5 separate regions of the Homo sapiens genome follow, and regions 2, 3, 4 and 5 are each linked to region 1. Evidence: chromatin loops called from intact Hi-C (ENCODE). Cell type or tissue: PC-3. All regions are shown on one strand.

Region 1 (5,000 bases):
CAAGGGGTGGATTATTCATGAGTTTTCCAGAAAAAAAAGCAGGTACTTCCTGGAACTGTGGGTTCCTCCCCGTTTTACGCCCTATTGGGTAGCTTCCGGATGTTGCCATGGCATTTGTAAACTGTCATGGTGCTGGTGGGAGTGGCTTTTAGCATGCTAATGTATTAAAGTTAGCATATAATGAGCAGTGAGGATGAACAGAAGTCACTTTCATTACCCAAAAGTGGGGTTTGCCTGGCTTCTTTACTGCATCCTATTTTATCAGTAAGGTCTTTGTGACCTGTATCTTGTGATACCCATCCTGCTGACCACCTAGCTCATCCTGTGACTAAGAATGCCTAACTTCCTGAGAATGCAGCCCAGCAGGTCCCAGCCTCATTTTACCCAACCCTTATTCCAAACGGAGTCACTCAGGTTCAAATGCCTCTGATATTAACACTCCAAATAATGCCATAGAAGTGTTAGCTATTATCATCATCACCATCACCGTCATCATCAGGGCCAGGGATAGAGTCAGGCATGTGAGGCGCTCACTTTCAGAGTCAATTTTCATCCCCACCTGCCTTACCCTCTTTCCAGCACTGACTGTCATCATCAATGAAGAGTTAGTAGCTCCCAGGCCCTGTTATAAGGCTGTTATATATTATTAATTCATTTAATGAGAAGAGGAAACAGCCACAGAAATCTCACCAATAGACATTCTGCCCAAGTTACACAGTGAAAGAAGGGTAAACCTTGGATTTTAACTGGTTTAACAATAGTTACACAGGTCTTACACAGGTCTCTTAAGTTTCTGACACTTGGAGACTCAGGGACTCAAGATATTGATTTTATTCATCACTCTGAGTACAAGCACCTCTTGGCAAAAATCTGATGACATATTTTAAGTAGGAAATTGCAAGATAAAGTAGTCAATTGTTAACGGTGGTAAGTTAGTCAACTGTTGGTGGGAGTGTAAATTAGTTCAACCACTGTGGAAAGCAGTATGGTGATTCCTCAAAGAGCTAAAAGCAGAACTGCCACTCGACCCAGCAATCCCATTACCGGGTATATACCCAGAGGAATATAAAGCATTCTGCCATAAAGACACATGCACGCGAATGTTCGCCGCAGCACTATTCACAATAACAAAGACATGGAATCAACCTAAATGTTCATCAGTGACAGACAAGAAAACGTGGTTCATATACACTGTGGAATATTATGCAGCCATGAAAAATGAGATCATGTCTTTTGTGGGAACAGGATAGAGCTGGAGGCTATCATCCTTAGCAAGCAGGAATAGAAAACCAAATACCGTGTGTTCTCACATATGGGTGGGAGGTAAATAAGAAGAACTCATGAACACAAAGAAGGAAACAACAGACACTGGGGTGTTATTGAGTGGGGAGGGAGGGAGAGGAGCAGAAAAGGGAACTATTGGGTACTGAGCTTAGTACCAGGGTGATGTATTAATATGTACAACAAACCACCGTGACACACGTGTTTATCTACGTAACAAACTTTCGCAGGTACCCCATACCTAAAATAAAAATTAAAAAAAAAAAAAGAATCTGCCAGTGACCACAAGCAAATCAAACAGCCTCTCCATACCAGTAAGCAAATTGCAAACTCACACACCTTTGGCGCAGGAACAAATGATAAGGGAATTAAGGAGTACAGGTGTAGAATAACAGGGAAGTGCATAAAGTTACTCACAGTAAAAATTACTGGGACACGGATCTTGGCAAAACCTCTGTACAATCTGTCCGTTTTCTAACACTATATTCAACCAATGCTGGCCAAAGCAACATGTCTGTTGATAAAATTCAGCTGCAGATGGGGTTGTGGATCCAATGAAGTGAGCACGGTTTCCAGGAGGTATTATCAATGGCCAGGAGCTAATTCCTAACTTGGAGCAGCTGAAAACAATCACTCCCCATTTTACAGTAACAGCACACAGAGATGCCAAGTTCTCTGGCTGAGCCGAGTCATCTGTGGAAAGTAGACACAATTCAATCTAAATAATAGAGAACAGCGGCAGCCTGGATTGATGTTTCTGCATGACTCTCTGCTTAGTTCAAATTGGAGCCATTACCTCGTTGGATTTCTCAGCAGGCGGTTTAGCCTATAGGAGACATTCCCTATCCAGTAACAAATCTCATTTCTTCTCAGGCTGAAGGAGATAACAAAAGCCAGATGGCCCTTCAAGACTGTTCATGATGCTCAATGAGCCCAAGATGGATGCGGCCCATTTCTAGACTTTTTTCAGCTGAACCACAAGGTGGTGCCAAAGTACAGAAAATGCTGCTTCAGCCTGCAGGTGTCACCAACTGTGAGGAAGGCAAAAGGAAAGAAAAGACCATTATCTCACTTCGCTGAATAAAAAAGAAAATGCAAGTCTAGGAGGGCCTAACAAGGCCTCAGCACACAGCAAATCCCCACTTATCCTTAGTAAATTCGGGTGCCTGAGTTTCAGGAGGCTGCAGGTAAATTGAGTCTAAAAATTCAAAGGAGCTTAAAAGAGCAATTAAGCCTTTGGTTTGGTAATGAAGGCAGCACTAAGCCATAGGCCAGATAATTAGTGTAATGGAGCTCAGTGCTGAAAGAGCTACTGTGTCTCATTGTAAATTCTGCACCTGTTAAGGGCTGCGTGGGTTTACAGGTGGGCTAATCAAAGAAGAAAACCACAGACAGATCCTGCAGAAAATTCCAGGCAACTGGAAGGTCACCTCCCCCAAAATCCAGGGAGCACAGAGGGCTGCTTTTCTCACAATCCTTCCTACTAGACCTGTGTTGTGCAATACGGTAACCACAGGTGGCAGGCTCTAAACTGAAAATACACACTGGATTTCAGCAACAACAAAAAGAGTGAAATCGCTCATTAATCAGTTGGATATTAGTTACATGTTGAGATAACATTTTGGACCTACTGAGTAAGACAAATGCCAAATTTAATTTCCCTTGTTTCTTTTTACTTTTATTCTTTGTCTCCTAAGTATGTTTCATTACATAGATATTGCTCTCATTATATTTCCATGGGATATTGCTTCTCAAAGAGCATATCATTGGTAAAATATGGAAATACTTCCACACCAATGGGATGCTTACACTGCCCTGGGCCTCAGCCCCTTACTATGTCCCACTGCCTCGGCTGCTCAATCCCTCAGAGCCGTGCAGCGCCTGCCACCCAGCCAGCTTGACGGAGGCCCCTCATTCCCTCACATCCATCCCACCACTCCCAGGATGGGCCTGGACCCAAAAGAGAATGCCCTATTCCCATCTGGCATGTCTTAGTCACACTGCCCTGGCTGTGGGTAAGAAACAGCCTTTGCAGTGACTCTAACAATTGTTAAATATTTGGTATTTGTTGTTGTTGCTTTTTTTGAGACAGGGTCTAACTCACTCTGTCACCCAGGCTGGAGCGAGTGCAGTGGTGCTATTTCCACCCCCCAGGCTCAAGCAATCCTCCCACCTCAGCCTCCTGAGTATCTGGGACTACAGGCATGAGCCACCACGCCCAGCTAATTTTTGTAATTTTTGTAGAGACGAGGTTTCACCATGTTGCCCAGGCTGATCTCAAACTCCTGGGCTCTAGCAATCCTCCCACGTCAGCCTCCCTGTGCTGTGGGATTACAGGCATGAGCCACCGCACCTGGCCAGTTGTCAACTATTTCAAATATCACTCACACCTATGAAGTTTGCACTTATCTCTGCCATGACATTTCTCAACTTGTATCCTAATTGTATATTGGTCTCCTCAGGAAGCATATGAGCTCATGGGTGGCAGGACAAACCTTGACCAGCCTTATTCCCCCTGCTTCCAGTCCTGTTAAGCACTTATACATGTGTGTACTGTGCATATGTACTTTGTGTATTTGTTGGTTGAAGATGAGTAATAGAAAGACACCAATGCAGGGTCAAGAGGCCACACAGCATCCTTTGATCCTGGGGCTCTACAGACCATGTTGCCTCTCACATTCAACAAGGAGACTGACTTCTCCAAAAAGATACTGAGATCAATTTTTCCCTTGGGGTTAGGCTATTTGGGAAGAACAGAGAGCAGGAAATCTATGAAGGGTTTACACAGTGAAGAAAGATAGAATCTGACAGGGTGCGGTTGCTCACGCCTGTAATCCTAACACTGGGAGGCTGAGGCGGGCGAATCATGAGGTCAAGAGAACAAGACCACCCTGGCCAACATAATGAAACTCCATGTCTACTAAAAATACAAAAATTAGCTGGGTGTGATGGCACACACCTGTAGTCCCAGCTACTTGGGAGGCTGAGGCAGAAGAATCACCTGAACCCGGGAGGCAGAAGTTGCACTGAGCCAAGATCACACCACTGCACTCCAGCCTGGCAACAGAGTGAGACTCTGTCTCCAAAAAAAAAAAAAAACCTAGAATTTATTTTGTCAGGAATCTGACATTTGGCATCAAATGACCCAAGTTGCATTCATCCTGTGCTTCGAGGTCTCAATTTGATCTGGCTTTTCAAATCCTCATTTATTCTGTTTCTTATTTGAATATGTTTATTTCTCTCCAAGCTCTCACTTGAATCAAAAGTTGTAAGATACAAGGTAGGTACATTTTCTCCGCTCTAGGATTGAAGGTCTCACATAACCCTTACAACAGGCCTCGGGAAGGAGGCCAGTGGAAGAAGAGCTGTTCACCAGCGAGGACCGCCCCTTGTCCGTTTGAAAGGAGAAGGCACTGGATTACTCTGTGCCCTGGGGGAGACCTAATGTGTCAGCAAACCACAGGTAAGGATTTCATTGACAGAAGATTAAAGATTGAGCTCAGCTCTCTAAGCCTGACTCCTGTGTTGCTAACAGAGAGCATGGAGGGAAATGGCTTGCCCATCCAAATGTGTAGCACTTGGTGAAATTTCCTGGGTTCCCAGGTGTTTCCACTAATCAAGGAGGCGGGGACAGCAGACACCAACTCACTGTAGGAAAAGTAGATGACTTTATAAAGTGCCTTCCTAAGAGTAAAGACCCAGACCACAGCCAGTCTCCC
Region 2 (5,000 bases), 63 kb after region 1:
GACGGGGTTTCACCATGTTGGCCAGGCTGGTCTTGAACCCCTGACCTCAGGTGTTTCACCCATCTCAGCCTCCCAAAGTGCCAGGATTACAGGCATGAGCCACCGTGCCTGGCCCCTAATTTCCTTCTTTTGTCTTTGCATTGAACAGTACATACAGAATAATACCAATTAACAAAAGTATACATTTTTGTCTTGTTCTTAACTTTAGTGGGAATGCCCTCAAATACCATGATGTTGCCTCTGGTGCTTTGTTGGATTTCTTTTACGAAGTTAAGAAAGTAATTTGCATTTTTATATTTTTGAGTGTTATTATAAATAATTGTTATTACATTTTATCAATGTATTTCCAGTGTATAGGAAGATGGTCATACAATTTTCCCTTTATAACTCTTAATATGATAAAATATATGTTTTCTACTACTGAAGCATCCATGAATTATTGGATTAAATTTCCTTGGTTCATGCATTGTTTTGACTATGTTAGTCTATTTTGGCGGAGGAATTTTTTACTTCATAGGCAAAATTTGTCTATTTTTGTTTTTGATTTCTACTAGTGTTGGTAACCAAATGGTGTTTACTTTATTTAAAGCTTTGGGCTGGGCACAGTGGCTCATGCCTGTAATGCCAGAACTTCAGGAGGCCAAGGAATGGCTTGAGCCCAGGAGTTCGAGGCCAGCCTGGGCAACATAGTGAAACTCTATCTCTACAAAAAAATACAAAAATTAGACTGGTGTGGTGGTGCAGCTGTAGTCTCAGCTGCTCAAAAGGCTGAGGTGGGAGGATGGCTTGAGTCCAGGAGTTTGAGGTTACAGTGAGCAGTAATTGCACCACTGCACTCCAGTGTGGGTGACACAGTGAGACCCTGTCTCAACAACAACAAAAAAAAAAAAAGGAAAGAAAAGAAAAGAAAAATTTTCCTTCTTTTCCTAAACAGCTTACATGGCAATGGATTTGGAGATCCAAGGCTTAACCTTCAGGTCCCCAGCAGGGCCTCCCACTTAACCTGTACCTTCCATGTCTCTTCACTATGCCAGGTTTACTGTCAGGTGCAACAGAGTCTTTGCCCACGGATTCTGCCAAACCATGCACTTGGCTGTGGTTTCAACAGATAATCTCTGAAGACAGTAGGAATATCAATTATCCATTCACACACAGCCTAATTAGATGACAAGGCATTTGGCTACCTTCAGAGAGTCATAGCTACACCCATCATTTGCCTGGGCTTCCATGGATTTATTTCTTCACTTTGATTTCAGAGCACTGGGCAGAACTCATGTCACCACGTGCATAAGTCTTTACACAAATTAACTTTCAACATTTAATGATCAAAAACAGAGAGATGTTACAATTAGTGAACAAAACTGTAGGTATAAAATCTAGACACTCAAACCATATGATTGTGTTAACAGAATTATCCAAACTTCCAAATCAGAAACTTTTGTAGTAATCAAATATGTCCCTCCATTGGAAATTTGCTCTCTCTGGTACCTACTCTATTGTAAAAGTAAACAATGCAATTCTGATCTTTCTAATGACAATTTAGTACTTTACAATTTCTGTCCAGAATCCTCTTTAAAGAAAATATTGTCTGAACTCCTCAAACTAGATAGGATATGATAGAAATAGCCAAACATCTAAAGAGACTAAGAGGTTGTGTGAAGACAAATGCATACGAGATTGTCCTTCATTCAAATGCTCCAATCACAGCACTTCAGGAAAAGTACACATTTATAGAGACAAAGCACCAGAATCATGAATAAAGCCAGTATTCCTGGGAGGTTGCGGGCAATGGGGGAGGATGAAGAGAATTATCTCCCTTACCAGTTTTCAAACCTAAGTAGACAAAAATGCCTTTCTACACCACACACCTCCGCCCTCCCTTGCATTGCCATGCCCTGCCTTCGGTGACATTTCAGGATGTAGGACAAGAGCCAAAGAAATTCTCACAGTAAATATTTAAGAGAGCAAACCTTGGAAATACAAAGTTCCCATGCACATCAACTCTGACTAGAAAGGCAAGTTTTTATAGCGATGACTAACAGCTTCTGATCTGTCATCATCTCAGAGTTTAAGATACATGTAGTGTCAATAGAACACAGTTAAAACTACCATTGAGTGATTTCCTGTATTCTGTCACTCTAGTACCCTCCTCCCGTGGCTTCCTCTATTCCCTAGGTGCCTCTCACCAGCTGTTTTTCTGATATTCTGTACTGCGTAAGGTGATTTTATGAATAGGCTAGCCTTCATTTCTCCTTTTTTGTAATGGTGCTCAACTTCCTTTTTGAGGATGTAGATCAGTCCTATGGCTAGAGGGCTTGTGGGACTGTTAATTAAGTTTCCTTGACCTTGAGCAATAAAGGGCATCTAACCCAAGAGAAGCCAGTAGGCTTTCAGGACTCTGAATCTTGATTGAAATGCCTGAATCTTGAGTGAAATGCTATATAAGGAAAGGAAAATCTGCGGAGTTTATGGATCCCCATGAAAGTGCACTGAAGAGACCTCTGTCAGTCCTACTACGTTGACCTCCTAGAGATACCGAAGCCTGGTTTCTCCAACCTTCCACGTTTGTGAGCTAACCCAGTAAATTATTTTGTTAAGTTATCGGTACTCATTTCTTTACCTGCAGCTGAATAAATATATTGTGAGTATGCAGTAATTTCAAGTTGATTATTTTAACCATCCATACCCCACTTGGTTCCATTTGGGACAAAGGTAAAGCTGAGGAATATTGTTGATGACCATAGAATATAAGAAATATAGATGTGCCATATCTATTTTTATGAAAATTTCTTATTATCCTCCCTTCTTCATATCTTATGATCTAATATGATACATTCCCTTATTTGGCACTCTTTTTCATAAAAATTCCAAATTAACTAAAACTTCCACTAAGCCCATTTATCCTAATGTTTATAGAAATGCAGCAAGATAAAAGTGGTCTTAAAAATTAGCTGGGTGTGGTGGCATGCACCTGTGGTCCCAGCTACTTGGGAGGCTGAGGCAGGAAGATAGCTTGAGCTGAGGAGGTGAGCCATAACAGTGAGCCATGATTATGCCACTGTTCTCCACCCTGGGCAACAGATCAAGATGCTGTCTCAAAAAGAAAAAAAAGAAGAAAGTGGTCTTTATTCAAAATGTTCTTGATCACTTACATTTAAGTTATATTGCACTAGCTACTAAGGGAGACCAGAAGGCATATAAGGTATGGTCCCTGACCTCAGGAACTCTTTTAACTCACTTAGGAAGGTAAGATATGTGTACATGGGAAGGTGTGTCCACGTGGAAAGGTATGTGCAAAAGAGTACGTACACGATTGGGTGCCATACAAGTGGATGGATATTAAATGTTTAGGAGTCGAAGGAAATGAAAGCACTCAAGATGGGAGCAGGAGTGGAAGGGCCTCATAAAGTAGGTTAGTTGTGAAGAACAATGAAGGGATTCATAGAAGGGCGGCCAAGGCAAGAGGAATAACATGAACATACATGTGTAATCAGGATAGGCCCGATAGGTTTGGTGGAGTTGGAGAGGGCAGTTCTTACAGGGCTCACAGAGCAAAACAAGATTAGAAAAATGGTACTCTCCATGTAAATTCAAGAAAAATGTGTTTCAAGAAGTCTGTGTTTATAACCACAAGAAATAATTGTTTCTACATATTGTAGAATTAATCATTTATATTATCTAAGTGGTGGAATTTTTTTTCCAAAAAAAAAAGGCCAGGCAGGGTGGCTCACACCTATAATCTCAGCACTCTGGGAGGCCGAAGTGGGTGGATCACCTGAGGTCAGGAGTTCCAGACCAGCCTGGCCAACATGGCAAAACCCCGTCTCTACTAAAAAATACAAAAATTATCTGGGCATGGTGGCACGCGCCTGTAATCCCAGCTACTCAGGAGGCTGAGGCTGGAGAATCGCTTGAACCCGGGAGGCAGAGGTTGCAGTGAGCTGAGATCACGCCACTGCACTCCAGCCTAGGTGACAGAGCAAGACTCCATCTCTAAATAAATAAGTAAGTAAATAAATGAATGAAACAAGATCTGTAAGTATCAGAAGGCACTATGTTATTTAGATTTATGATCCATGCATACATTCAACGTTTTGGAGTCTTATTCAAATGTATGAAAATGTGTTTCTAAGAAATAGATATTGTACTACATTCTAGTAAACTATTTGAGAATTTGGAATCTCCTTCAACCAGAGTGTTAACAAACCAGGACTCTGAGTGACCAGACACCTTATAAAACTCAAAATTAGAAACCATTTTGAGAGATCATTTGAAGAACACTAATTTAGGGGCAGTTTTTTTATACTACAGGGTTTAAAGAAGTTTCACAGAATTAATTTGAATTTGAACTTGAACTTGTAAGCATCTTTCTTAACTTTAACTTAAAAAAATTAAATACAGTACATGTATTATGAGCCTCCCTTGGAGGAGAGAGAAGAGCATGAAATAATATTAACCATAAGAAGATATCACTATTCAACAAAATTAGATTATCATTAGTAGAAAGGATAGTATATCTCCTAAAGCCAGAACCTGTTTTGTTTAAGGGGAAAGGAGAGTTGGCAAGTTCTAATCCCTTCCTTCGGGAAACGAAAAAGACTATTGATGAAAGACTACATTTCATTCACAATAAAGCTTTAAGTTCCAGCACCTTCGATTATGTTTAGTTCTGCTCAAATAATGCCAATCCTTTGTTTCTTCAACTCTTTACATTGGCTGAAAATTTCTGCTCTGGATATAGGCTGTCAGAACTGCAGGTGTGACATTTAAGAACACTGAGTATTTCTATCCCTGAAATGTATACATATGCACTATACTAATTTTTGCCAAATACAAAGTGATTTACAAGTATTTAATCTTATTTTCAGCTGACAGTTTCCTGTTGCCTTTGCTCCCTTCCCCAAAATTATCTTTCCCTAATAACCCCCATTTGAGCATTGTCTATAAACATCTCCTTAAAGATTCATAGATAGACTTTTCACTTGAAATATAAAAGGAGG
Region 3 (5,000 bases), 84 kb after region 1:
GTCAGAAGCCAGAAAAGATTTCCTAATGTCTTGATCTACCTCCCCATATCTTTGGCTCCTCCCAATGCTCTTCCTATGGATATGAAGGATACCTGTTATTCCACTTGCCTACACAAAAAATGGAAGAAACCAGTAGGGATGTTATTAGGGGGTCGGTGGTGCTGAAAGTCTGAGTTGTTGCAAAATTGCAGGTTAAATTATTTTATCTAATTCCTACTTGCGAGGACTTTTTTTTGATGGTGGAGGGAGAGCGGGACTGGTTTCTGGCAATGATATGGGTACTAACCATGTTTTCTGCATTTACATATTTATTATTAATTATTGCAACAGATAATAGAAAATGACTTTACTCTGCATTTGGTCCAGGAAAGTGGAAGGGTTTTCCTATTAGAAGTTTTAAAAGAAGCTATAATCATGCAACAAATAATCATCCTTTCTCTTCGGAATCTTCTCTAGCTTCCTCAGCCCTCTGCCTAAACCTGCCTGAAGAATTTCTCGAAGCTGAAGCCAACTCAAATATAAGAAACTGTTAGGGCATACCGATTTACAGAATTTGATGGAACAACGGAAAATCCTGGGTGCAGGGAATGGGAGAATCCACCTTCAATATGAACTGTTATTCAGTTAATTCAAGATTTTTAAAAAACACATCAAAACTGTAGCCTAGAAAATTGACCAAAAATGTTATATCGAATAACTTACTATATAAGTAATATATTTAGCGTAAATCCTGACTAAACTTCGGGGATAGTTTGTGTTGGATAGACTAGGCACCCAGAAAACAAGGTAAAGCATTGATTTGCTTTTGACAGCCAAGTTTGTTCGTGGTTATCAGCTCTCTGGAAAGCCTCTGGGCGCTGCTGAAGCCAGAGCAGGTTACCTAGGGCGAACCAAAGATGGGGCATTAAGCACCAAGTCCTCCCAAGTGCTGGCTGAGGGTCCAGGTGGGCGCGGTGCCGGTGCCTCCTGCGGCGGTGGCGAAGGCTGGGCTCCCGCGCTCGCCCAGGGCTGCCGGGTGGTGCTGAACCTGGCGCCAACGTGCAGAATCCGCCGGCCCTGCGCGCTGCGCTCCACGTAGGTCAGGAGTACCCGCGGCGCCCCATTCCCAACCCTCCGGGGGCACCTGGTTGCTCGCGCTCCGGACCAAGGCAGTTGGAGGCCTTTCGGTCCTCTGGGAAATGGAGGCCCACCTGCATCACATGCACCTCTCCCTGCTCTTCCACCAGCAACCCTGGAAGCTCTCTGGAGTCCAGAGGCAGCTCTCTGGGGGGCCACCGTACCACCCCCAGGACCCCCTCCCTCTCTTTCAACTCCGTACAAAATGCCGCCTTCGGATTCCCGGGAAAACTTGCCCACTTTGTAGAAGCACCCCATCAAAAAGGGGGCGGCGAGGGGCGGGCGCACCGTGGACACTCGAAGCCCCCGGCACACACCCCAGACAAAAGCCCGGTTCCATGCTGCTCCACCGCCCCCTCCTACTGCTCCGAGTCGGAGTTACTTCTTGCCTCTAGGACGCTGGGCAGCAGGGGCTGCTGCCCACCTTTGGAACCCTCCCCGCAAGCTCCAGCCCTTTACCTGAGTCCCGGCCTCGGCGGGGCCTCCGGTGCTCAGCACCCGGCTCAGTGCCCCGTGCGGCCGGGCTGGTGGTGTGGTGGGGATCGCGGCCGCCGCTCTCCCCTGCAGCTCCGGGCCAGCCGGGCGGCTATTTATCCGAGCCAGCTGCGGCCCCGGCCCCTGCCGGAGTATTAGGCAATCGGTCCCGCTACGCGCTGCCCCGGGAGCCGCCGCCCTCTGCCCCCACAGACCCGCAGCGGCGGCGGCCACATGGAGCTGGGGAGCCGGCCCCCTTCTCTGAGCTCCACCTTCTCTTTCGCCTTCTCCTCCCCGGGGTTTTCCCTGCTGTCTTTTTCTCCCTTGTCTCTCTTTGCGGGGCACCCCGGCCAGTCTGAACCGGTTGTGACTGCGCGGGTGGTTGGGGGAAGGAGGAGGAGGAGGCGGAGGAGATGGAGGCGGAAAAGCGGGCGGTAGGGGCGCTGCGCCTGCTCCCGCTGCTCCCGGCCCGGCCAGGAGTAGGGAGGGCACTGCCCGAGCCGCGGCCCCGGCCCTACCAGGCCTGGAGCCACCAAAGCCACGAGAGAGGTGGGCGCCGTCGGCCAGGCGCCCTCTCGGTGCGCACACACGCGCGTCCCCAGGCGCCGCTGTGCCCCCGCCGCCCACCACGTGCCCTGGCCAAGCCCGCCAAGGGCCGTGCGCGTTTGGGGGGAGCCGGGGTGTACAAATGAATGCGAGTGTTCCTTGGTCTCCCTGGCTCCCGGGGCCGCTGGCGCCCTCCTGGCCGGAGCTGTATGCTCAGCTGGCAGTGGTCCCGGAGAAACGGGCACCAGAACTTTGTGGAGTCCGTGATCCTGGGAAGTGAGGAGTGAGGATGCCAAGTACAGTCCTTTGTGACAGCTCCGCGGGAAAGGAGGGCGTCCTGCGGTGCACACACACACACACACACACACACACACACACACACACACACACACACAGGCTGCTTCTAAGGACGTTCAGTCTGTCCTGCAGTTGAACTGCACTAACAATACTACCATTGGCAATACTATCTTTGGTAATGGGCTTGCGCGCAGAGATGGATGGCTGTTTTATCCCTCAGTCACTGCAGCAGCTGGGGGCTGTCCATAGGTACCAGTGGTTCGCCGGCCGTGGGAAACCTCCAAAGTGATATGCACTTTTTGTGTTCCTCTGTGTTTTTTCTGGGAAGCCGCACCACACTTTCTACTTCTTAAAGGGGACTGCGGCCATCAACCACCTTGATGAGAACTTCCTTTATACACTGAAGTGACAGGTCCTGGCCTAGACGAAGACTCTACACCTGGCAAAGGGTTGGTTTCAGAAGTGCTGATCAAGCTGCTGAGCCTCTGTTTCCTTGTCTATGAAATTACAAGAATCTTGCCTGTATCATGGAGTTTGTGTGAGATGAGAGTTTAAAAAACCTGTGGAGCCTAGGCAACCATGTCATGTTTTCTTACAGCACAAATGTGGTGGAGGTTCAGCCCTTTTGGCCCCCATCAGTCCTTTCTACTCAATTTATTGACTTTCAGGTTAGAGTGAAGAGAATGACCACTGCTAGTCAATAGTATTTTGTTTTGTTCTAAGAAGGAAAAAGAGAAGAGGGGAAAAGTAACAGTGAGAATGAGAGCAACATGGTCCCAAGAATAAGTTCTGGAAGGAAAAATGGAGAAACTGTACTGTCAACACCATAAAAAACTTACTTCTAAAGAGGCAAGGGAACACAATAGGGGATTCTTAGGCTGTATTTTTTTACCTGGTTTATGGTTACTCAAGTGCGTTCACTTTGTGGTAATGCGTTGACCTATACACTGATAATTTGTGTTCTTTTCTCTATGTTTCAATAAAATAGTTTTTTTGAGATGGAGTCTTGCTCTGTTGCCCAGGCTGGAGTGCAGCGGCGTGATCTCAGCTCATTGCAACCTCCATCTCCCAGGGTTCAAGCAATTCTCCTGCCTCAGCCTCCTGAGTAGCTGGGATTACAGGCACGCAGCACTATACCTGGCTAATTTTTGTATTTTTAGTGGATATGGGGTTTCACCACGTTGGCCTGGTCTTGAACGCCTAACCTCAAGTGATCCACCGCCTTGGCCTCCAAAGTGCTGAGATTACAGGTGTGAGCCACCGCACCCAGCCAATGAAAGGTAATTTTAGAAAGTCTGTCTTTGATTCAAATACTTCCTAAGCACCAGAGCACATGTTATCTTGATTGTTGCTCAAACCAATCAATGTATATGAACTTATGTTTTGGGGACAAGGAAATTGTGCCTGGAAAATATTCTACATCCACCAACTGGTTTCTGAAATTGACACATGCCTGTTATCACTTGCACCAAGTTTTCCCAGATTTCTTTTAGAAGAGTATATAGCCAGCACTTCCATTTCTACTCAGGCCAGCCCTTGCCTATCAACTAAGAACCAAAAATGAGCTTGTGCTCACACACAGGCATGCTCCCAGCTTTAGAGAGAAAGACTGGTTCTCAGGGGTCATAAACTCAGATGGCTGCAGGGCCAGGCTTCTAATGTAATGAATGAAGTGGCTAGAAGGGAGCTTGGAGGAATCAGAGAGCTAGAATCTTGCCCTGGGGCAGTAGACACTTGGCTAAGGGGACTGCTGCCAGGCTGGAATGTGAAAATTGCCCCCATCATCTGCAGGGGAGCATTAAGACATGTAAAAGAACTCAGAAATCTAGTTGAGTCCTGACACTTTACTTCCAAATGGAATTTGACCGGGAGAAGCTCAAGATGTGCTCCAGATCACCCTGGGGGTGAGGGAGGCAGATAAGTCAGCAGAGACAAAGCTAAAACCACCCCTCTATGCCCCCACTTTTTTCCATCCAGTGACAAAAAAAAAATGCAAGCTGTGCTTGCCAAGCGAGAATCAGATAAGTTAGATATTGCTGGCTTTACAGCTCTGGCCAGCATCTGCCCTTTGGGTCACTCTCCAGGCTCAGAAATAGTTTCAACAAGATGGAAAAAGGCAGGCTATTACATAAGCCAGATTTAAATGAACCCGGCTTTGGAAGAAAAGGAACCTGAGAAATGCTTTTAAAGAAAAGTTGATATAGAGGTGTCAACTAAATAAAAGAGTTCATTTTTTGCTTTTCATTGTTATTATTAGGTATTTATTAAGAACTTCATAATTTGTGAAATGTTCTAAGACTTCCCTTTCTTAAGCTATTTGCCACCTTAGTCCTTTAGAGAATGAGATGGAGAAATTAACCTAAAATTGTTCTTTGGTCCTTATCCCAGCATGGAAGCAGAAACATGAAACACAGAGGGCAGAGCAAGGTGTCATCAGGTCAGGGGAAGGTGGTACACTTGACCAGCACCTGAGTCACTGGTCCAGTGCTTGCCTGGCTGACCAGACTTTCCTCCCTGACTTACCACACCATTCAGGTTTCTTTTCTTTTGACATGATGTTCTTCTCC
Region 4 (5,000 bases), 130 kb after region 1:
AAAATTTAGTTAACTCTTTTTTTTAAAAAAAAGACTACTTTAATATTTGTTTTTGATAGAAAGAGCTGTCTTCTGAGTTATCCAAGTTCAGCATAATGCAAGCATACATTTGTATTCTATTTGGGCTTATTCTTCCTGAATTTAGACAGCTCTACTGATTGAATAATGTTTATTCAATTATTATGTTTCCTATTATTCAAGCATTATGTTTCCTAGATGTTTAAGATGATGAAAACGGGAGATGTGTGTTTAACTAAATTAATTATTCTGACAAACTTCATTTCAACAATAATTATGTTTTGTGGTATGTCAGCTTGAAGACAGTCTCTAAGATCTTTTAGTAACTTAAAACTTATGCTAGTTTAAGTTAATTAATGGATAGTCATTAAATATCTAGATCATTTCTAATAAGATAAAGTATTAAAATATTAATCACTAAGCATAATTTTAAGGCTGTATGTATTTTGCCACATTGAGAAATTGTACTATAAGGACATCTAAGCTATAAAACATTGTAAGGTGTATATTCATAAGCTTTGCTACAAAATTGTAGTGTCTGACTGCTCACAGGTATTTACCTCATAGCTATCTCTGTGAAATAGAAGTTAAAAAGTTATGATTAATATTCTGAGTGAGATTCTCTAGGAAAAATATTGCAGAGAAGAGTAACTTTGTACTCAGGATGTGTTTTTGTTAAGGTAAAGGAGCATAGTTTTGTCCTAAAGTAAAATGACTGGCTGTTCCAGAGTGAGGAAGAAGAATAGGTAGCACAAAACCTAAATGGATGTAGAAACCTGTAGAAGGTGCACAGAAAGGGAATTTTATTTGCCATAGTCGAAACTGGCTAAGGTTTAGTGGCTTTATTTACAAGATTTTCTTAAAAGAGTCTTGATATCAAACATTATGCTGATACAAAATTAAAACTGCTTTTCTTTCTGTTAAATGACAAAATTTTCTTGAATCATTTATGTACTTTTTAAGAGGTTGTTAAGATTTTTCTTTACCTTCTGAGAAATCTGCCTAAAAGGCAATGATTCTATTTTATCAGAATAATTTTCTGTGCTTTACGTTCAGTTTTTCAGGTCGTTGATTACTTACAGGAACAAAGTCTTCTCACTCTTGAAAGAATTAAGGTTCTTTACAATCCTGTTACCTCCTATGTTTTCTTTAAAAATTTTCTGTCACTTTGATTTTAAATTCACTGCTTTGTTTTAAATGCCACAGAAACAACCAAATTTCCTTGTCAATTGCATTATTTTTGTAACGAACTCATCAGATATTTCATTTTTGAAAAATTATCATTAACAAGTTAACCATGGTCATTTTTGGTCTCTTGGCCTCTAGAGAAAGTTTTTGTTGTTGTTGTTTTACTTTGATTCTTCCTGGAAAGCACTTGCAAATCAGCTACAAACCAGAGTGCTTTGACATTAAAAACGATGGTCTCAGAGCCCCACGGGAAAGGACTATGCTGAGTACTCATGGGCACAGGCTTATGATGGTATTGCTTAAATAACTTGGGGCCCATGCCATTGGACCATCCAGGATTTCCTGCATTCTCATTAAGAAGCTAACGGGTTCATGAGGCTACTAACCCAAGATGGAACAGAACAAGAATAAGCCTGAGCAAAATTATGAGGAATGATTTGGGTTTTGTTTGGAATGCTGCTAGTACTTTAACATTCTATTTTCTGGACATGAGGGCTACTTTCTCTTTTAAGCTATTATCTAAAAAAATGTAGATTAATAAAAACAAAACATTTATCTTTTTCTTCCTGTTTCCTCCAGAATTCGGAAACTTTTATTGAATACTTTTATTTCCATGGCAATATAGTTATTCACATAGGTTCAGTAAGAATCTGTTCTCCTTATTAAGACGATGTAATTGGAAACATTGGTTATACAACAAAGCTTATTCTGAATAAGGCTTTGTTCAGAATGTCATATCTGAGAATGAATCAAGATATGGCCAGTAAGTCTTAAGGAACTGAAGCTGACTTTACAGGGTTGTCTTATGGGGTTCTCAGCCTTACCGATGAATAAGGAAGTTCTCTTGCTAGTGGGCCAAGGAAACCGAGACTATTTGCGTGACCTCAAGAAGAGAGGAATTTACTCAAATCTATGATTAATATAGGTGAAATCTCATGGTGAATTCTTGGCTTGGCTTCTTAACTTCAAGAGGTTTGTGTTTGTTTATTTTTTAAATACTCTCTCTGAAGAATCAAGCCTCAAGAGGTTTTTAAAGGTCCATTTTGAACATCCTTATGAAATCTTCCACAAAGCAAACTTTGAAGAGCCAATATGTTAAATCGCCATTCTTGCTGCCTATGTTAAAATAATTAGGTTGAATTTAATGACATCAACTTTATTTTCTGACCAAGAATAATCCTTCGAGATTATTTATTTATTTATTTATTTATCTATTTAATTTTTTTAAGAGATAGGGTCTGGCTCTGTGGCCTAGGCTGGAGTGCAGTGGTATAATCATAGCTCACTGCAGTCTTGAACTCCTGGGCTCAAGCAATCCTCCTGCCTCAGCCTCCAAGTAGCTAGGACTACAGGCGCATGCCACTATGGTCAGCTAATTTTTGTATTGTTTTTATTTTTGTTTTTTGGAAAAAGAAGGTGTTGTTATGTTGCCCAGGCTGGTTTTTTGTTTTTTGTTTGTTTGTTTGTTTGTTTTTGAGACGCTGGAGTGCAGTGGCGCAATCTCAGCTCACTGCAAGCTCTGCCTCCTGGGTTCACGCCATTCTCCTGCCTCAGCCTCCCGAGTAGCAGGGACTACAGGCATCTGCCACCACGCCTGGCTAATTTTTTTGTATTTTTAGTACAGACGGGGTTTCACCATGTTAGCCAGAATGGTCTCGATCTCCTGACCTCGTGATCTGCCTGCCTCGGCCTCCCAAAGTGCTGGGATTACAGGTGTGAGCCACAGCACCCGGCCCCAGGCTGGTTTTGAATTCCTGGCCCCAAGCAATTCTCCTACCTCGGCCTCCTAAAGTACTGGGATTACAGACGTGAGCGACTGTGTCTGGTCCTTTGAGATTATCTTGCTCAAAAGGGAAGTATCTGTGGAGAGAATTTTTGTGTTTCAGTGGAAAACTATAGCACACCCTGGTGGGTTATCAGATTCTGGTCCTGTTCATTGTCTTCGAACTCTTTGTGTTTGAACCTCTTGTAAACTGCAGGTAACTGACAAATATGAAAAAACAGTTTCGTTACTGCCTGTAAATTGTACCAGATCTTGTCATCTTACACGCATTGCCAAACCTTATCAAATTTTAACTCTTGTTTTTCTCTAATATCTGCCTACAGCCTTCAAATTAACATTTCCAATTTTTATCTCTCCCTTCTGTCTTGGCATCACGAAGAACTGAATTCTGACAATCCAGATTAAAATTTGTAAACCCAGATCTTTACTGGAACTCTAGGTTGCCTTGTAGCTGCCACTTCCCTCAGCACCTGAGGAAGCACTGCACCTTAAAGCCCAGATGACTTGATATGTACCTTGAAATACTCATCACTGAGGCAGACCATGCAGGGGCCAGTTTCTCCCTGGAAAAGGCACTCTTTGAGCCTCAAAGGAAGTGTAATAAAATGTTCAAGTCACAAATGCCTTTATATGAGAGGAAACCAAGACCGTGGACAACATTGCCAAGAACATTGACATCTTAGCTTCGGCAAACTCAATGAGCAGTGCTGTATGACCAAAAGCTTTTCATCCAACGACCTCTTGGAATCTGCTGGACCAGATACTCTCAAGATCCGACTCCTGGCTCCTAACTTTATTATAACCTTTTATATTAATATTTCTCTTTTTCATTTCAGTCATCCCCCCTAGAAGATGATCAGCAAGATGCTAAAACTGTTGGGAGCAAGCTCCCCAAAGTCTGGCCATAAACTGGCCCCAAAACTGGCTATAAATAAAATCTCTGCAGCAATGTCAGGTCCATAATGGCCATAACGCCCAAGCTGGAAGGTTGTGGGTTTACGGGAATGAGGGCAAGGAACACCTGGCCCGCCCAGGGTGGAAAACCGCTTAAAGGCATTCTTAAGCTACAAACAAAAGCCTGAGGGATCTGTGTCTTAAGGGCGTGTTCCTGCTGCAGTTAACTAGCCCAACCTATCCAATTAATTCGGCCCATCCCTTCCTTTCCCTTAAGGGAGGCTTTTAGTTAATTTAATATCTATAGAAACAATGCTAATGACTGGTTTGCTGTTAATAAATATGTGGGTAAATCTCTGTTTGAGGCTCTCAGCTCTGAAGGCTGTAAGATCCCTGATTTCCCACTTCACACCTCTATATTTCTGTGTGTGTGTCTTTAATTCCTCTAGCACTGCTGGGTTAGGGTCTCCCCGACCGAGCTGGTCTTGGCGTAAAACAACTCACCTTTGCTACCACCTCTCAACAGATGCTTCAGCTGCTTTTGCAGGAATAATGCAAACAAGAGTCTTCAGGGAATTATTTCTTAGACCCTGTTTCTCCCCCACTCAGGAGATTCACTATCACTTTTGAGTTGTTCATTGATAAATAATATTTATTAATCTTGAATCAAAGGGGATAATTATAATGTTGAGTTTTTTTAAGTTTTTAATTGTAGTAAAAGACACATAACATTAAATTTACTATCAAAACTTTTTTTTTTTTTTTTTTTTTGAGACAGAGACTCGCTCTGTCCCCAGGCTGGAGTGCAGTAGCATGATCTCGACTCACTGCAACCTCCGCCTCCTGGGTTCAAGCAATATTTCTGCCTCAGCCTCCTGAGTAGGTGGGATTATGGGAGCGTGCCACCACACCAGCTAATTTTTTTTTTTTTTTTTTGTATTTTCAGTAGAGATGGGGTTTCACTATGTTGGCCAGGCTGATCTTGAACTCCTGACCTCAAGTGATCCACCTGCCTCAGTCTTTCAAAGTGCTGGGATTATAGGCGTAAGCCACCATGCTTGGCCTATCTAACCCATTTTTAAGTATACAGTTTAGTAGTGTTAAATACATTCACATT
Region 5 (5,000 bases), 53 kb after region 1:
TGTAATTTTGGAATAAAATGCAAGACAGTAAGAAGATAATAGGAACTTCACACACACACACACACTCATACATTTCCTCTATCATTGCCTTTATATTCATTTTGCCTTTGGTGAAAGTTTTTCCCGAACTTACCACTGCCTGCATATTAGTGTTCAAGAGCCAATATTATTGTTGTCAGTATTGGTGTTTAGAAGCCACTATTGCCTCAGCCTCCCAAGTTACCACCACTCCTGGCTAATTAAAAAAAAAAAAATTATAGAGACAGGGTCTCATTATGTTGCCCAGACTGGTCTTAAACTCCTGGTCTCAAGTGATCCTCCTGCCTCAGCCTCCCAAAGCTCTAAGTATTATAGGCATGAGCCACTACACCCAGCGCAGTGTGTATTTATTATACCTATAGCTCATCTAAACTGGAATAAGCCACATTTCAGGTGCCCAGTAGCCACATGTGCCCACCCTACTGGACAGCACAGTACTAGAATCTCATATCATGTTAGAAAAGGACACAGAGAAATCAAACACAATCCAGGACTCAGACAAGAGGCAAAACAAACTCGCATCAAGGTTTAAAATAAAACCCAAGGCCAAAAGCACCAAAAGAAAGGTTCAGACGGCTTGTTTGGGGATTTCATAAGAGGAAGAAAAACCAAGGCCACAGAACTAAGCCTTGAACTAGGCTGCGAAGTATGGTTATGTCAACAAAAGGGATGAACATCTATTCTAAATGGAGGGAACAGAAACATAACGTGATTTTTCAGTTTTTAATTTATTATAGGATAGTTTTGGGAATGAAATTATTCCCTTTAGGAAATAAACTCAACCTCCACGCACTTTTTTTTTTAAGTTTAGCTACTTTTATTATTATTTTTTTAATTTATTATTATTATACTTTAAGTTTTAGGGTACATGTGCACAATGTGCAGGTTAGTTACATATGTATACATGTGCCATGCTGGTGCGCTGCACCCACTAACTCGCCCTCTAGCATTAGGTATATCTCCCAATGCTATCCCTCCCCCCTCCCCCCACCCCACAACAGTCCCCAGAGTGTGATGTTCCCCTTCCTGTGTCACACTTCTTTTTCCTAAAAAGTTTCAGAGAGTCCCAGGAGTAGAAGGATGGCCAGGTCTGCTGCAGTGAATACATAAGTTGGCTGATGCTACAGTGAGAAACAGAATATAGTAGTAACCAGGTTATGGACCTGCCATGCAGCAAGGATTTCCTAACAGAGTGGATCAGTTGGGCCTGTGAAGGTCCTACCTTTCCATCTAAAATTCAGGGAGCCCAAGGTGTGAGCTCCTCCAAATTGCAGGTTCCTCAATCCTTGCTCCAGCAAAGACTGTAAATCTCAAGTTCATCTCCTTGAGAAAGAAAAAGGCACTAAGGAGCCACACCCACTCAAATTGTTGATCTCATATACCCTGACTGCCTTTCATTTTAGTGGGTTTGGTGGTATTTAGAGATGGCAGAAAGCTTAACCAAAACCTGGTCTTTATTCCTACCAATCTTTTTTTTTTCTTTTTCTTTTTCTTTTTTTTGAGACGGAGTCTCGCTCTGTCGCCCAGGCCGGACTGCGGACTGCAGTGGCGCAATCTCGGCTCACTGCAAGCTCCGCTTCCCGGGTTCACGCCATTCTCCTGCCTCAGCCTCCCGAGTAGCTGGGACTACAGGCGCCCGCCACCGCGCCCGGCTAATTTTTTGTATTTTTAGTAGAGACGGGTTTTCACCTTGTTAGCCAGGATGGTCTCGATCTCCTGACCTCATGATCCACCCGCCTCGGCCTCCCAAAGTGCTGGGATTACAGGCGTGAGCCACCGCGCCCGGCCACCAATCTTAAAACTGCCTAGCACACTGGGAACCTGCCAATGCAACAGAATCCTTGAGAGAAGCAGGAATTCAGTACTCCTTGAAGGAGTTAACAGTGCTTAGGGGTAATGCCCAAACCCAGCTCTGCCAGCACTCATAACTCATTCAGCAAGTGGGCCTGGCCATACTGACTCATTATATTAACATGGTGATGCGTTTACTGACTCGTATTATGAGTTTGAACACCTTTGGAGGAAGTGAAGACAAAAGGGAGAGGGCAAGGACTCTCAAATCTGCTTTGAGTACAAAACTGCAGACTAGATCTCCGTGCTATTTCCTGCTGTTTCAGCACTTGGGTAGTGTGAGAAACAGAACCACCGTTTCCTTGAATTTGGAGAACAATATCTAGCCAAAGGGTGTGTTAGCTCATCTTAAAACAATGCAAGGCCATGATAGCTCTCTAGTTCAGTTACCTTCCATTCTTCCCATATCAGTCAAGTTTCAACCAGAAAAACAAAACCAGTAGGAAGCATATATTAAGACATTTGTTGCAAGGAATTGGCTTACACGTTTGAAACAACCATACTAGGCAGCCAGACAATACCTGCCTAGCTAACCAAGTCAAAAATTTGCAGAGGAGGCCATTAGGAAGGGCATGTTGGAACTCTCAGGGATAGGCTGCAGCTACAATTACAAGCAGAATTTCTTCTTTTGGGAAAGCTCATTTCTGCTCTTAAAGCCTTTCAACAATTGAGCCAAATCCATCTAGATTTTCTAGGATAAGCTACCTTATTTAAAGTTAAGTGACTATGCACTTTATTCACATCTACAAAATAACTTCCCAGCAACACCTAGATTGGTGTTTGAACAACTGGAGAATGTAACCTAGCCAAGTTGAAACATAAAACTGACCGTCACACCTCCCAACACAATCCCTCCTTTCCAGCCAAATTTACTCCATGAGAACACAGCCTCTGCAGTACCAAATCCAGGCCTCTGCATAAAGGTAATTTGCATGGACTTCCCTCTCCCTGTCTATCTGCCTATGAAAGTCCATCTTCCTATCTGGCCCATCTCAATAGCTTCCTCAAAGGCTATCCCTCTAAAACCTCAGAGATTGTTTTGCCATTGCTATTCTCCTTGATATTTGTGAATTCTCAAATTATTAGTTACCTTTTTTTTCTGTCTCTTCCCTGAGACTACAAACCTTTTAGAAACATGGATGGTGTTTTCTATATTGGCATCCCTAGCTCAGAGACCCTAGGAATATATGTAATGAGGATGAGCTCATTCACAATGTATAACCCAGGAGGGTAGGATCCTTCCTACCCAGCTTTATTCATCCCAGGGATTATCTGGACAAACAAAGAATTCAAGCAAGGGGAAGAAGTATTTTCTTCTCAATTATTTAAGTCTCAAGGAAAAGGAATTAGGAATTAAGATTATAAAGAGTATAAAGTCCAGAATTTCATGTCTTTTCACAGTTGTAATATGCTATTATGAGCTACTGTCCAAATCTAGGTTTGCCAAAGCCCAGGAGTAGGACTTTATGTTTCACATGCTTAGGCACAATCTTGGCAAGGTTCCAGCTCCCTCTGCCACCCATCCTTCCAAGAACTGTCTTCATCTTTCATCCTGAATGGTCCCTTTCTTTTGCAGGTTTTACAGACAATTTACTTTTCATAATTTACACGGCATGAGTAGTGCCACACACAAGAAGAAATCTACAATAGTTCTCTTTATTTTAAAAATGTCAAAGCAAATCATATATCAGAGAGTTATCAAAAAGTGAAAGATTAAAATTTAAATATAGAGGGCTTAAGCCAGTGGTAGTTCCTAACTAAAAATCACTTTGGGGACTTTAAAAAATTCATGAGGCCAGGCACAGTAGCTTATGCCTGTAATCCCAACACTTTGGGAGGCTGAGGCAGGAGAATCCCTTGAGCCCAGGAGTTTGAGACCAGCCTGGGCCACATGGTGAGACCTTGTTTCTACAAAAAATAAGAAAAAAATAGTTGGGCATGGTGGCATGCACCTGTAGTCCCAGCTACTCAAGAGGCTGAGTTGGGAGGATCACTTGAACCCGGGAGGTCGAGGTTGCAGTGAGCCAATATAGCACCACTGCACTCCAGCATGGGTGACAGAGCAAGACCCAATCTCAAATAATAATAATAATAACAATAATAATTCATGAATCTAGGCCCCATCATGGACCAAATGAATTAGACTGTCTGCGTGTCAAATCCACGCAATTATATGCTGAAATGGTCCCATAGATGATCCTAATTATCTCCCTGGCTAAGAACCACTGATAACCATTTGAGTCACCAACATGAAAATACTTATTCCACTTCCAAGGTACTAATGATCCACTTGTTTCTCTGTAGAGCAAAGTTGTCATAAAGCTGATGGTCAGTGTGACTTGCACACTGCCAGACACTGCTTGCTAATACTATATAAACACTGTTTCAGGGTTTGCATCTTAATTTATGCTATGAGGAACCCAAAGAGGATAACATCAAATACAATATGTTCAATGGAGCCAGCTATGCTGAAACTTGTACACAATATCTAAAGTATATATATATGTATATGTATATGTATATGTATATGATGTATATGTATATGTGTATGTGTATGTGTATGTATATGTATATGTATATGTATATGTATATGTATATGTATATGATGTATATGTATATGTGTATGTGTATGTGTATGTATATGTATATGTATATGATGTATATGTATATGTGTATGTGTATGTATATGTATATGTATATGTATATGTATATGTATATGATGTATATGTATATGTGTATGTGTATGTATATGTATATGATGTATATGTATATGTATATGTATATGTATATATATATGTATATGTATATGTATATGATGTATATGTATATGTATATGATGTATATGTATATGTATATGATGTATATGTATATGTATATGATGTATATGTATATGTATATGTATATGTATATATGATGTATATGTATATGTATATGATGTATATGTATATGTATATGTATATGTATATGTATATGTATATATACACACACGCAGGCGTAAGTTGTAGCTATTTAGCCATCCTTTTTTTTTCCCCACCACTTTTCATTCTTGAATTATTTGCCCTCATTTTTCTATGCTCATCTTTAAAAGCTTTGCTCACCAGGTGCAACTG

The links. A loop is a pair of places that touch in the nucleus more often than their neighbours do. Peaks named below come from ENCODE experiments on the same cell type or tissue, not always from the same donor. Only the 100,000 strongest peaks of a DNase experiment are listed, where the experiment ranks them.
Region 2: a loop joins it to region 1, with 4 times the contacts of the local background. A loop is called at or near these places in 7 of 110 quality-filtered maps.
Region 3: it touches region 1 in a loop (5-fold over the local background); 7 of 110 quality-filtered maps call a loop at or near these places.
Region 4: it touches region 1 in a loop (12-fold over the local background); 3 of 110 quality-filtered maps call a loop at or near these places.
Region 5: it touches region 1 in a loop (3-fold over the local background); 7 of 110 quality-filtered maps call a loop at or near these places.

What each region holds. Positions count from the first base shown.
Region 1 is chr10:59,623,934-59,628,933 of GRCh38, forward strand. No RefSeq gene overlaps it. Among named protein-coding and RNA genes, the nearest start is that of SLC16A9, 83 kb to the right of the region's middle. RefSeq lists an enhancer at 2,345-2,564. In PC-3, a CTCF peak has its summit at 2,266 (motif pointing right); DNase peaks (open chromatin) are centred at 368, 2,258 and 4,728; H3K4me3 peaks cover 415 bases.
Region 2 is chr10:59,687,091-59,692,090 of GRCh38, forward strand. The region is part of intron 1 of SLC16A9 (solute carrier family 16 member 9); the gene reads right to left. Among named protein-coding and RNA genes, the nearest start is that of SLC16A9, 20 kb to the right of the region's middle. In PC-3, no CTCF peak of the experiment used is centred here; a DNase peak (open chromatin) is centred at 1,981; H3K4me3 peaks cover 1,080 bases; H3K27ac peaks cover 2,733 bases.
Region 3 is chr10:59,707,904-59,712,903 of GRCh38, forward strand. It overlaps SLC16A9 (solute carrier family 16 member 9), which reads right to left and starts at 1,947. Exons shown (of 6, transcript NM_194298.3): 1 at 1,576-1,947. RefSeq lists an enhancer at 1,090-1,289 and silencers at 1,520-1,579, 1,720-1,789, 2,020-2,289. In PC-3, CTCF peaks have their summits at 2,024 and 2,225; a DNase peak (open chromatin) is centred at 1,948; H3K4me3 peaks cover 2,718 bases; H3K27ac peaks cover 1,505 bases.
Region 4 is chr10:59,756,082-59,761,081 of GRCh38, forward strand. No RefSeq gene overlaps it. Among named protein-coding and RNA genes, the nearest start is that of MRLN, 5.1 kb to the left of the region's middle. In PC-3, no CTCF peak of the experiment used is centred here; a DNase peak (open chromatin) is centred at 2,070; H3K27ac peaks cover 2,422 bases.
Region 5 is chr10:59,677,016-59,682,015 of GRCh38, forward strand. The region is part of intron 2 of SLC16A9 (solute carrier family 16 member 9); the gene reads right to left. Among named protein-coding and RNA genes, the nearest start is that of SLC16A9, 30 kb to the right of the region's middle. In PC-3, no CTCF peak of the experiment used is centred here; a DNase peak (open chromatin) is centred at 2,046; H3K27ac peaks cover 1,594 bases.